Linked DNA regions of Homo sapiens: regions 2 and 3 are each linked to region 1. A link is a contact called in ENCODE Hi-C or POLR2A ChIA-PET data. All regions are on one chromosome and are shown on one strand. Each heading gives the region's core, a stretch centred on a gene start or an enhancer-like site at or near the end of the contact. The rest is flanking DNA. Distances are from core to core; before and after follow the strand shown. Region 1 overlaps ADAM17 (ADAM metallopeptidase domain 17). Region 2 holds the start of TAF1B (TATA-box binding protein associated factor, RNA polymerase I subunit B). Region 3 has its middle 96 kb from the start of MBOAT2.

What was found. A loop is a pair of places that touch in the nucleus more often than their neighbours do. ChIA-PET counts read pairs that join two places held with the same protein, here RNA polymerase II (POLR2A). Pooled maps may share reads with other maps.
Region 2: a pooled map shows a loop between it and region 1 (4-fold over the local background). The contact joins the promoter of TAF1B here to the enhancer-like site in region 1. A Hi-C loop is called at or near these places in 2 of 37 single-sample maps with no recorded cell type and 2 of 50 pooled maps. POLR2A ChIA-PET finds 5 or more read pairs at or near these places in 2 of 52 experiments (activated CD4-positive, alpha-beta T cell and activated CD4-positive, alpha-beta memory T cell).
Region 3: a pooled map shows a loop between it and region 1 (2.7-fold over the local background). The contact joins two enhancer-like sites. A Hi-C loop is called at or near these places in 2 of 37 single-sample maps with no recorded cell type and 2 of 50 pooled maps.

Annotation. Positions count from the first base shown.
Region 1 is chr2:9,537,633-9,541,199 of GRCh38, reverse strand. All of the region lies in intron 2 of ADAM17 (ADAM metallopeptidase domain 17), which reads left to right. Among named protein-coding and RNA genes, the nearest start is that of ADAM17, 16 kb to the left of the region's middle. Within about 2 kb of position 1,804, at least 14 of the 41 ENCODE cell types and tissues checked have a DNase peak (open chromatin) inside an H3K27ac peak, as active enhancers do.
Region 2 is chr2:9,841,501-9,844,832 of GRCh38, reverse strand. TAF1B (TATA-box binding protein associated factor, RNA polymerase I subunit B) reads right to left here and starts at 1,359. Exons shown (of 15, transcript NM_005680.3): 1 at 1,274-1,359. The coding sequence starts at 1,291. RefSeq lists a silencer at 999-1,078.
Region 3 is chr2:9,097,926-9,101,632 of GRCh38, reverse strand. No RefSeq gene overlaps it. Among named protein-coding and RNA genes, the nearest start is that of MBOAT2, 96 kb to the right of the region's middle. Within about 2 kb of position 2,177, at least 2 of the 41 ENCODE cell types and tissues checked have a DNase peak (open chromatin) inside an H3K27ac peak, as active enhancers do.

The DNA.
Region 1 (3,567 bases), core at 555-3,054:
AAACAGCTGCATAAATATTCCTATTGCATAGAATTGTAACAACATACTGACTAATACACTACAGATGGATATTGTTTAACCAAAGTGATTTTTTTAATACAACAAACAGTGCTCTAGTGAGTATCTTTGTAAATGTGTACCTTGATGAGGTGTTTTTATAGGATATATTCCTGGAAGGAGAATTACTGGGTCAAGGATATGTATACTATGTTTATTGATATTGCTCTTTCCTCCCAAAGAGATTTGACAAATTTATTCTTCCAGCAGCAATATATGAGTTTACCTGTTTCCTGTTATCTTTGCCAATAGTAGGTTTATCAGCCTTTAACTGTCACCCCTCTAAAGGGCATGGCATTTTATAGTTGTTTTGATTTTCATTTTGTGTGACATTGAGCATCTTTTTATATATTTGTAAGTAATTTGTTTTATATTTCTGTAAACTGCCTTTTTATCTCTTTTGACTATTTTTCTATTGAATTTGTCTTTCTAACTACTGAATTGTAGCAGTGCTTAGTATATTAAGGAGATTGGTTCATTGTCATGTGGTTATTTTAGGCAAATTTTTAATGCAAATTAATTTTTCCTAGCTATTGCAATTATCCTTAGGTTATTTTTTAATGACTTCTTTTTATTCGATTTTATGTCAGAATATTATAGTATTGGTTATTAGCTTTCAACTTACACCAAATTTGAGCAGATTGGTAATATTAATAGCTACAGTTAATCAGGTACTTATTTTCTGTAATTTACTGGCATTTTACATAAGTTATCTCTAAAAGTGATTCCTTTTTTGAAGGAACAAAAAAAAAAAAATTAAGGCTTAGACAGCTTAGTAACTTGCCCAAGATTACTCAGCTAGTAAATGACAGATACAAGATTTGAACAAAGGTTGGACTCCAAAACTTGTGTTATTTCTGCTATACTGGTGGAGAGTTTGGTGAAGAAGTGGATATAGTAGCAAGAAATAAGTAGGAGCGAAGGAAGAGTGAGGAAACTATAAAATGAAAAGAACTCAAAGTTTAGCTTTTTGGGTTTCTTTGGATTTGAAGTGGCCTGTAGAATCCGTATTCTAGAGGCAAAAACTTCCATAGCCTTACATATTTCTCTTTCAAGTTTCGTAGATGACATTGATTCCCTAAGAAAATATTAAATCGTAGCCACTTGTTATCTTTTCTCTGTGTAAGAAAGCAGGGAAGTATGTAATTTATTTTACAAAGTTTCCATACTAAATATTTAATGGGAAATTTATCTAACAGTCTATGGAATTTTATACCAGGTGTTTTAAAATAGGTTATTTCCTTTAATCCCCAAAACCGTTCAGTTATTAGGTGATATTATTTCCATTTGTAGATAAATACTTAGGATTCAAAGATTGAGGCCAAGGTCGGACAGTGAGTAAATGAAAGTAGGACTTAAGCCAAGTTTGTCAGACTCCAAAGCCCATACCCTTTCTTTTCTATCATATTGCGTCATTAAAGTTTAAAACAAGAACAAAAACAAAGATAGCTGAAGTAATCAGTTTGTATCAGGGCTGAATTAACTCTATGAAACCCCTCATTACTTGATGGTAAATGAGAAGATTCCGTTTTTCGATAGCAGTGGAAGGCAAAGTAATTTAAACCAAGATCATTGCATTAAATTTGGATGTAACTATTAGAGGTTGAAAAAGCATAGAAACACTGAGAGGTTGTATGAAGAGTTGAAGTAACTTAAGAAAAAAAGAAACTTGTTTAAAATTTGCCTTACAAGTTTCATTTCCTTTTTGTTATAAATCAAGAAATTATCAGCTAGGCGTGGTGACTCACACATGTAATCCCAGCACTTTGGGAGGCCGAGCTGGATGGATCATGAGGTCATGAGGTCAGGAGATCGAGACCATCCTGGCTAACACGGTGAAACCCCGTCTCTACTAAAAATACAAAAAATTAGCCAGGCGTGGTAGCAGGCGCCTGTAGTCCCAGCTATTTGGGAGGCTGAGGCAGGGGAATGGCGTGAACCCAGGAGGTGGAGCTTGCAGTTAGCCGAGATTGCGCCACTGCACTCCAGCCTGGGCGACAGAGTGAGACTCCGTCTCAAAAAAAAAAAAAAATCAAGAAATTATCTTATTTTTAAATAACGAAAAAGCTGCGGAGTATATACTGTTTTGATACTTTTTTGATGTTGCCTGAATTTTTTTGGAAAAAGTTAAATGTTTCTCCTAAAAGTGAAATATATCAGATTACTTGAGAAGGTCTAGAACTGATAAAGAAATGAAAGTGATATACCTGACTAAATGGACCATTAAAAATGGTTAGGGTAATAATGTTAATTCAAACTGGTTAGCTGGTCTTTAGTTACTGTAAATTCTTAAGTCAAAAGTCAGAAAGATAAAACGTTAAAGAAATCTGTAAGAAAATGACTTCACATAATTTTGGGAGGATAAAGTAAAAGAAATTTTGACATTCTGTTGGACGTTTTATAACTCAAAAGCTAATATTGGAAAATCAAAAAACATGAATTTTATAATCGCTTGGTCTTTATCTTTAGAAAAGATTCTTAATGTAGCAAATGAAAAATGCAATTCCACTGATTTCTTTCTGAAAAGAACATTAAGTAATGTTGCAACTCTTAGCTTTAAAACAAAATAATAAGACATTTATAATAAGTATGCTTTTGAAAGTTCTCAGCATAACTGGAGGGAAAAATCATAACTGAGAATGTGTGGGAAGATATGTTTTAGGATAGCAGAAGAAAATGTTCCAAGGATTTACGAAATAATGTTCTATTGTCTTTTCCCTTTGACCATTAAAAAACCACAAGCAAACTAAAATTACCTTGTTATGCTCAAAAAGTTAAAAATATTTGTTGCCATGGAGATAGTCCCAGTCTAGATTTCTTTCCGGTAGTTTAAAGACTTTTGCAATCCCATGGGGAAGTAATATATTTTCAGTACAACAGCTGACAAAATTTGTTTCTGTGGGTGAGATGAATAATATACCTTTCTTTGTCTTTGGTGTTCATGGACACATTGAAAGACTATAAATAATACTTGAGAAAGTCTTGCTCACCACTCCTAGTTTTCATGTAAGGATGGAAAGTCATAGAAAACAAAAAGAATAGTAAGCCAATTAAAGAACTGGACTGAAACTCAACAAAAAGAATAGTAAGCCCACTAAAGAACTGAAGTGTATACCCCCTCCCCTCTCCTCCCCTCCCTTCCCCTCCCCTCCCTTCCCCTCCCTTCCCCTTCCCTTCCCCTCTCTTCCCCCTCCCCTTCCCCTCTCCTCCCCCTCTCCTCCCCTCTCCTCCCCCTCTCCTCCCCTCCCCTCCCCTCCCCTCCCCTCTTTTCCTGTCTTCTGGTGCCAATGGAGTCTATATTCTAATGTCTGTCTTAGATACCTTGTATTTATTTTCCTAACTGTAATTGTGGGTTACTTTTTTGCAAGATATGTTGTTTTGAGGAGGAAAAAAAGCACGAGTACTTTTTTTTTTTCTTATTTTGAGCGGGAGTCTCGCGCTGTCAACCAGGCTGGCGATCTCGGCTCACAGCAGGCTCCGCCTCCCGGGTTCACTCCATTCTCCTGCCTC
Region 2 (3,332 bases), core at 110-2,609, 300 kb before region 1:
GAGGAACTAGATTTGTAATGGTTTCAAGTTTCGATTTATTCACTCGGCAGCATAAGGGGTATCAACTATGTGTGTACCAGGCTTTTTACTAGGTGCTGGGGATTCAATGGTGAGCAAAACAGACCAGACATGATCCCTAGTCTGGGTATACGCTAGCTAATGGTGAGTTACAATTATTCATTTCATCAGCCTAGCATTTACAGAAGTTAGCCAACCATCATCAGTAAACATTTTTTAAGCCTCTACTATAAGACCGTACTGCTCCTGTATATACAGGCCTAATTCTCTGATCCCCAACTCTTTGGAGTTTGACTTGTTGTTAGCATTGATCTAATTATCGAGTATCATTTAATACCATCAAAGCGTGTGCCATTTGGCCGAGGGCGGGGGATCACCCCTATAATCCCAGCACTTTGCGAGGCTGAGGCAGGAAGATCGCCTGAGCCCAGGAGTTCAATACCAGTCTGGACAACATAGCGAGACCCCTGCCCCTACAAAAAATTAAAAAAAAAAAAATTAGCCGGGCTTGGTGGTGCATGTCTGTAGCCCTAGCTCATTGGAAGGCTGAGGCGGAAGGATCTCTCGAGCCCAGGATTCGAGGCTGCAGTGAGCCGTGATCGTGCCACTGTACTCCAGCCTGGGGGAAGAAGTGAGATCTTGTCTCAAAAATAAAAAACAAAAATGTGCCATTTTACGTAGTACCTAAAACAAAACAAAATGCATGCCAAATCAATTTTGGCAACTTGGTAAAGTGTTCAGTGACCCCGTACTAACACTACGATGAATGATAGCTGGACAATTTGGGGAGTTCCCAAACCCGAATTTAGAATCCCTGCTGGAGACAGTGGCAAGGATTCCCGGAGAGACCGACAGGGGTTACCCGGCGGCATCTCAGGTTCCAACCCCTGCCCCTCCCTCACCCACCCCAGCATTAAAGGGAACTTGTGGGTGGTCCAGTCTCGAGGATGAGCCCTGTGGGTGGCCACCCCACAAAACCCACAGCTTCATCCTTAAACACACCCATAACGACAAACACCACACCCTCCCTCCCCCACAACCTCGCCGAGCCAGAAACTCCAGCCTCTTTACCAAAGCCGCGCGCGCATGCGGCCGGCCAGCCCCAGTCCTTAGCCCGCCCTGCAGCCCTCCGCCCCGCCTTCCTCCAGCCGGTGGCGTCGCCGCCCCAACCCGCGGCGTCCTCCGCCGCTCCTCCTCAGCTTCTCTCTCCTCCGGCCCCGGCGATCGTGGCCCGCCAGGTGCACCGCCTCCTTACCGCCTCCTCGAGGTCCATCGCGGCGCCGCGGGAGCTTCCACAGCCGGGACCCGTTACCCGGGTAGCGAGCGCAGCTTCCGGGAAAGGCTGGAGAAGCTTCCGGCCGGAAACGCGAGATCCGCGCCTAGGATTCCGTGCGCCTGCGCGGCAGGGAAACCGCGCGCTCGGGGGCGAGGCTCCGCAAAGCTCGCAGACCCCTCGCGGACTACCTAACTTTCCTACTCTTGAGAACCAAAACCAACCAATAAGAAAGTGGGCGACGCCTACTGCTGAGTGGTTTGATCAAGCTCCGTTCCGACGATCATTCATTCCAAGACAGACTTGCTCCTCCGGCGGCACGGGGGGTCGGACAAGGCCGTGCTCGCGAGCGCGGGCTCTGTCCTCTGTGGGTTCCGCCCTCCGTGGGTTCTGCCCTCCGAGTCTCGCCCCTTGCTGGCTTTTTTAAGGGGAAGCCTCGGGGCTTGGAGGAAAGCTCACGGGCTGTGAGTTAGACCTAGGTTTCTAATCACGGCTCTCCTGCTTACTTGTGCCTCAGTTTACTCCTCTGTAAGAATTAGATGTTATCTGTGAGCCCCTTATAATTGAGTCTCCACCGGGCGTGCTGGTTCACGCCTGTAATCCTGGGGAGGCTGAGTCGGGAGGATTGCTTGAGGCCAGGAGTTGGAGACCAGCCGGGGCAACAAAGCGAGACCCCTTCTCTGCATAAGTAAATAACTGAATAAATAAATGCATGAGTGAATATAATTGAGTCTCAGTAAGTGCTCAATAAATTTAGCTCTTATTGTTTCTTCATCTAACACATTCATTCCTTGTTTTATTTATTAAACAGGAACTGGTTTGTGTCCTGGGGATTCAGCAGTGAACAAAGTAAACAAAAGTCCTTGCCTTCATGGAGATTGTATTCTGATGGGGAGAGACAAAAATAAATAAGGAAAATATGTGGTATGTTAAGTGGTGGTGAGTTCCAAGGAGAAAAATAAAGAGGAGAGGAGAATGGGAACAACAAGGTGATTTCAGTCTGAAATGTGATGTTCAAGAGAGATCTCATTGAGAAGAGGATTTTTGATATAATCGTACATCCCAAGAAGTTAGAAAAAAGATTAAACTGAAAAATAATGGGATGAAGGAAATGTTTAAAAAAGAGAAATTAATAAAAGAGAAAGCAAGCTTCGATAGGCTCCACAAAGGCTTGCTGTGGTGGCTGGTGCCTGTAATCCCATCACTGTGGGAGGCGAAGGCGGGCAGATTGCTGGAGGGCGGGAGTTGGAGACCAGCCTGCCCAACATATTGAGTCCTCATCTCTATAGGCTGGAGTACAATGGTTCAATCTCAGCTCAGTGCAGCCTCCACCTCCCAGGTTCAAGCAATTCTCCTGCCTCAGCCTCCCAAGTAGCTGGGATTATAGGCACGCGCCACGACGCCTGGCGAATTTTTGTATTTTTAGTAGAGACGGGGTTTCACCAGGTTGGCTGGGCTGATCTCGAACTCCTGACCTCAAGTGATCTGCCCACCTCGGCCTCCCAAAGTGCTAGGATTACAGGCGTGAGCCACCACGCCCAGCCTAAAAGATATTTTTTAAGAAGAGAGTCTCAACCAACTAACATTAGCTCTTTGAAAATACTAATACATTCGATAAACTCTGGAAAGATTGATCAAAAAGAAAAGAGCCCAGCTTGGTGATGCACACCTACAGTCCTAGCTACTTGGGAGGATGAGACGGGAGGTTTGCTTGAGCTCAAGGCTGCAGTGAGCTATAATCGGGCCACTGTGCTCCAGTCTGAGCAACGGAGCAAAGAAAATCAAAATAAACTGATATCAGTGGCATCACTAACCAATATGTAGGGGCATCACTGCAAATACCACAGACATTAAAAAGATCATAAGGGCATATTCTGAACAACTCTAGGCCAATAAATGTGAAAATTCCACCAATTTTTTTTTTTAAGACAGTCTTGCTCTTTCACCCAGTCTGGAGTGCAGTGGCACCATCTCAGCCCACTGCAACCTCCGCTTCCCAGGTTCAAGCAATTCTCCTGCCTCAGCCTCCTAAATAGCTGGG
Region 3 (3,707 bases), core at 928-3,427, 440 kb after region 1:
GGTAGAGGAAAATAAGGGGGGGACTTTTTTGGTTTTCAAAAGTCTAGGCCCTTTCATGGGGAACCTTCTGGGTTGAGGGAGATGCTCTGTATATTGTTCAAACTGAGTGCTTAAGATCTGTGCATTTTCTTTTTTTGAGATAGAGTCTCACTCTGTTGCCCAGGCTGGAGTACAGTGGCACAATCTCAACTCACTGCAACCTCCACCTCCCAGGTTTGAGCGATTCTCCTCCCTCAGCCTCTTGAGTAGCTAGGATTACAGGCACGTGCCACCATGCCCAGCTAATTTTTGTATTTTTAGTAGAGACAGAATGTCACTGTGTTGGCCAGGCTGATCTTGAACTCCTGACCTCAAGTGATCTGCCCGCCTCGGCCTCCCAAAGTGCTGGGATTACAGGCATGAGCCACTGCACCCAGCCGCATTTTCTTCTATATAAATGACACCTAAAAACACAAAACAAACACAGGTGTTTAGAGGAACAGAAAGGACTCAGGGCATAGGCAACATATGTAACAGAAAATGTGGGATGAGAAGATATGGTGAAGGGCAAGCCTTTCTCGCCTCCTCCCAGGCGAGGGGTTGGAGAATCAGAATGCAAGAGTGGTGCTTGCATGCTCAGGTTCTAGAGAAAACAGGCTGCGCAGCCCATTCCCCAGGCTGCGTGCCTCAGGGACGTCCCAAATCCCAAAGAAGCTTGGAGGCTCCAACCCTTAGAAGTCATGGCTTCTAGGAGAAGAAATGTTATGATATGCCCAAGTGGACTGAGCCTTTGTCCACCTCCCACCGCGCAGGAGCTGCTGAATCACGCTCCTGGGTCCGAGAGTAACACTGAGAATAACTGAGAGGACAGCGACCAGGGGAGGGCCTTGTGGACAAACTGTGTGGATGCTTGGCTGCAGGTCAGGCGGGACAGCGGAAGTTTCTGTTAATAACACAAGTTGAAACTAGCATGTGAAGATGACGGTGAAGATGAGACGTCCCCTTTCCCAAAGCTCAGAACTATGTAATGCTTGCCACCATCACCCTGCCCCTGGAACTTACCTAGAACCCCAGAGAAAAGAAGACAGGGGAACTCCAATATGACTGAGATTAGTAGTGAATGCCCCAGGAGAGGGAGCTAGTAATATAGAAAAATAAAGTCATATTTTTTGCATAGTTATTTTTATTATTATTTTTTTTGAGACAGGGTCTCATTCTGTTGCCCAGGCTGGAGTGCAGAGGCATGATCATGGCTTACTGCAACCTTGACCTCCTAGGCTCAAGTGATCCTCCCATCTCAGCCTCCCTAGTAGCTGGGACCACAGGTGTGCACCACCATGTCCAGCTAATTTTTTTATTTTTAGTAGAGATGGGGTCTCACTATGTTGTCCAGGCTGGTCTCCAAGTCCTAAGCTCAAGTGATTCTCCCACCTCCCAAAGTGTTGGGATTACAGGCGTAAGCCACCACACCTGGCATGCATATTCATGTTTGATTTCTGAGAGTTGCACCACTTCACAAAATTTTCTTAGCTATAGTTTCAAATCATGTAATCTACAGAGAGGGTCTCTGCAAGGTCCTAAAAGTGCTCTTAGAATGCACACAATTAATTTTAAATGGAAGCCTGAATGCTACATGAAGCGTTTTCAGAGTTAAGAAAGAGGTGTTTCCATTAAGTATGTTTGCCATCTAAAAGTCTTGGTAATGACCTTCTGTATTTCTTTGTGATACTTGCTTCAACCTAACACAATGGTTTTATAATCTAGGACTTTGAGGACTGTGTATTATTACCCTAGATTTTCTTAATTAATGGAAGTATCTTGGAACATTTGCTTCCTCTATAGGAACATCCTTTCTTTTCCTATCCCAAGCCTCTCCCAGGAACCATTGCTGAACTTGTCTTCCCTAGGGAGGGCTAATGACAGAAGATGCCTGCTGGCTGCCCACCGCAATGCCTGGGCCAGTTTCCAGCTGCCGAAGACCCTTCTTCAGCATATTATGTTGGTTGATGTCAATGTCAGGGGAACGGGGCATGTGACAGGAGAACGGTGTAGGGGCAGCCCTGGATCAACCATTAGAGAATCTTGCAAAGATCAAAAACAAACACACAAAAGGAGCCGAATCATTTAAAAGTCTTAGTCACACAAACGAAACCAACCCACAGCAAAGCAACCAAGCCGAACACCAAGGTCAGGAGCACGGCTTGTTGGTTAAAGCAGCTGCAAGTGTGGCTGTCTGTGCTCTGCCTGTGGAGAAGTCACCCACCCACTCTGAATCTGTGTTCTCCCCTTCAAAATGGACACGAATCACATCCTCCTCCTAGTGTGATTACAAGGGTTAAATGAGGAAAGCACTTTGTGTCTAGAATTACTTAAGGGAGGAAGACATTTTGTGTCTAAAACTACTTAAGGATGTAAGGAGAATACCAAGAGCCAGACCAGATTTGTTTTCTGTGATTTTAGGGGTGTTAAGCCCCTTCCCTTCAGGTGTCAGTTAACCCTTTAGAAGTCCCTCTGGGGGGGAGATATTTTGGGGGTAGCCATTCCAACTGCTTTGGAAAATCTGGTCTTCAAGTGTTTCATTTATATGGAAAAGGGGATCTTATTTCTAAATATCTTCAAGCTTCTGGCTTTTGTTCTCATCCATTCATTCAACACACATTCTCTCACCGGTCTGGGACCACGGAGCCTCCATTTGTTAAACTATCCCTGTCCCAGACTCTGAAACCCACTGAGTCCTCAACAAGAGGTGTATAGGGAGGCCCAGGCCAGCCCTGCTCAGTGTCAGCGCCCTTGAAGGGCCAGAGATCTGGCCCACGCTCCAGTCCAGGAGGCCAGCACTGCCCACGCCGGTCGGGAGGTGACTACATACAAATTCTGACCGGCAACATCACGAAGCACAAAGTGGGGACGCCAGGGTCAGCTTTAGAGCCCTCGGCTGTGCTTGGGGCCAGAGCCAAGAAAGCAAAGGACCTACTGCTGGGTGTGGGGAGGAGAGGGAAGGTGCCTGCACTGAGCACAGACCCCCTGGTCAGCTGCAGGTGTGCCATGTGGGAGAGGGTCAGCCTCGCCCAGACACAGAGGTTTGGGGCCCACCCTCAGTGGGGAGTCTTGCAACTGATCCTCCTTTGACCTTGACACTGTACTTCTCCAAGAACTGGCTTGTGATGGTCCTACTGCTCCCCCAAAGGGCTGCCTGTTCGGTCCCTGGGTCCCTCTTTTCCCTGTGCCTTTCCTGATACTGGTGTATGTGCCCAGAAACCTGTCAGCTACCATCGGCCTTATCCCTGTTTGGACAAATTCCCAGGATCCTGGTTTTGTTCTGACTAATGAGACTTATGTCTTGCCCCCTGTGGACAGATTTCCAGGCTTCAGATCCTCTGGTGAGTCCCTGCCTCCTGGACCCACCATCAGGGTTGTCCTGGGCTCACAGTTCCACCATCCCACCGCCCCACGTTTGTGGTTTATTCCTCGCACGCCCCGTTAGTCCCGTGCACAGAGCTCACTGCTCTTGCCCTTTATAACTCTGAACACAACTGTGTATCTGTGCTTATTATTCAGGTCTTTCCTACTAAACCGTCCACTTCCTGAGAACAAGGGCTAATGTCAATTCTCTTTTCTCTACTGTTGATTTCTTAGTGCCTAGTACAAAGAACATTTGTTGAATGAGTGAATGGATAATCATGAGTAAATTAATGTACATCCACCCTTATTTTCTAAAAAGTAATGGT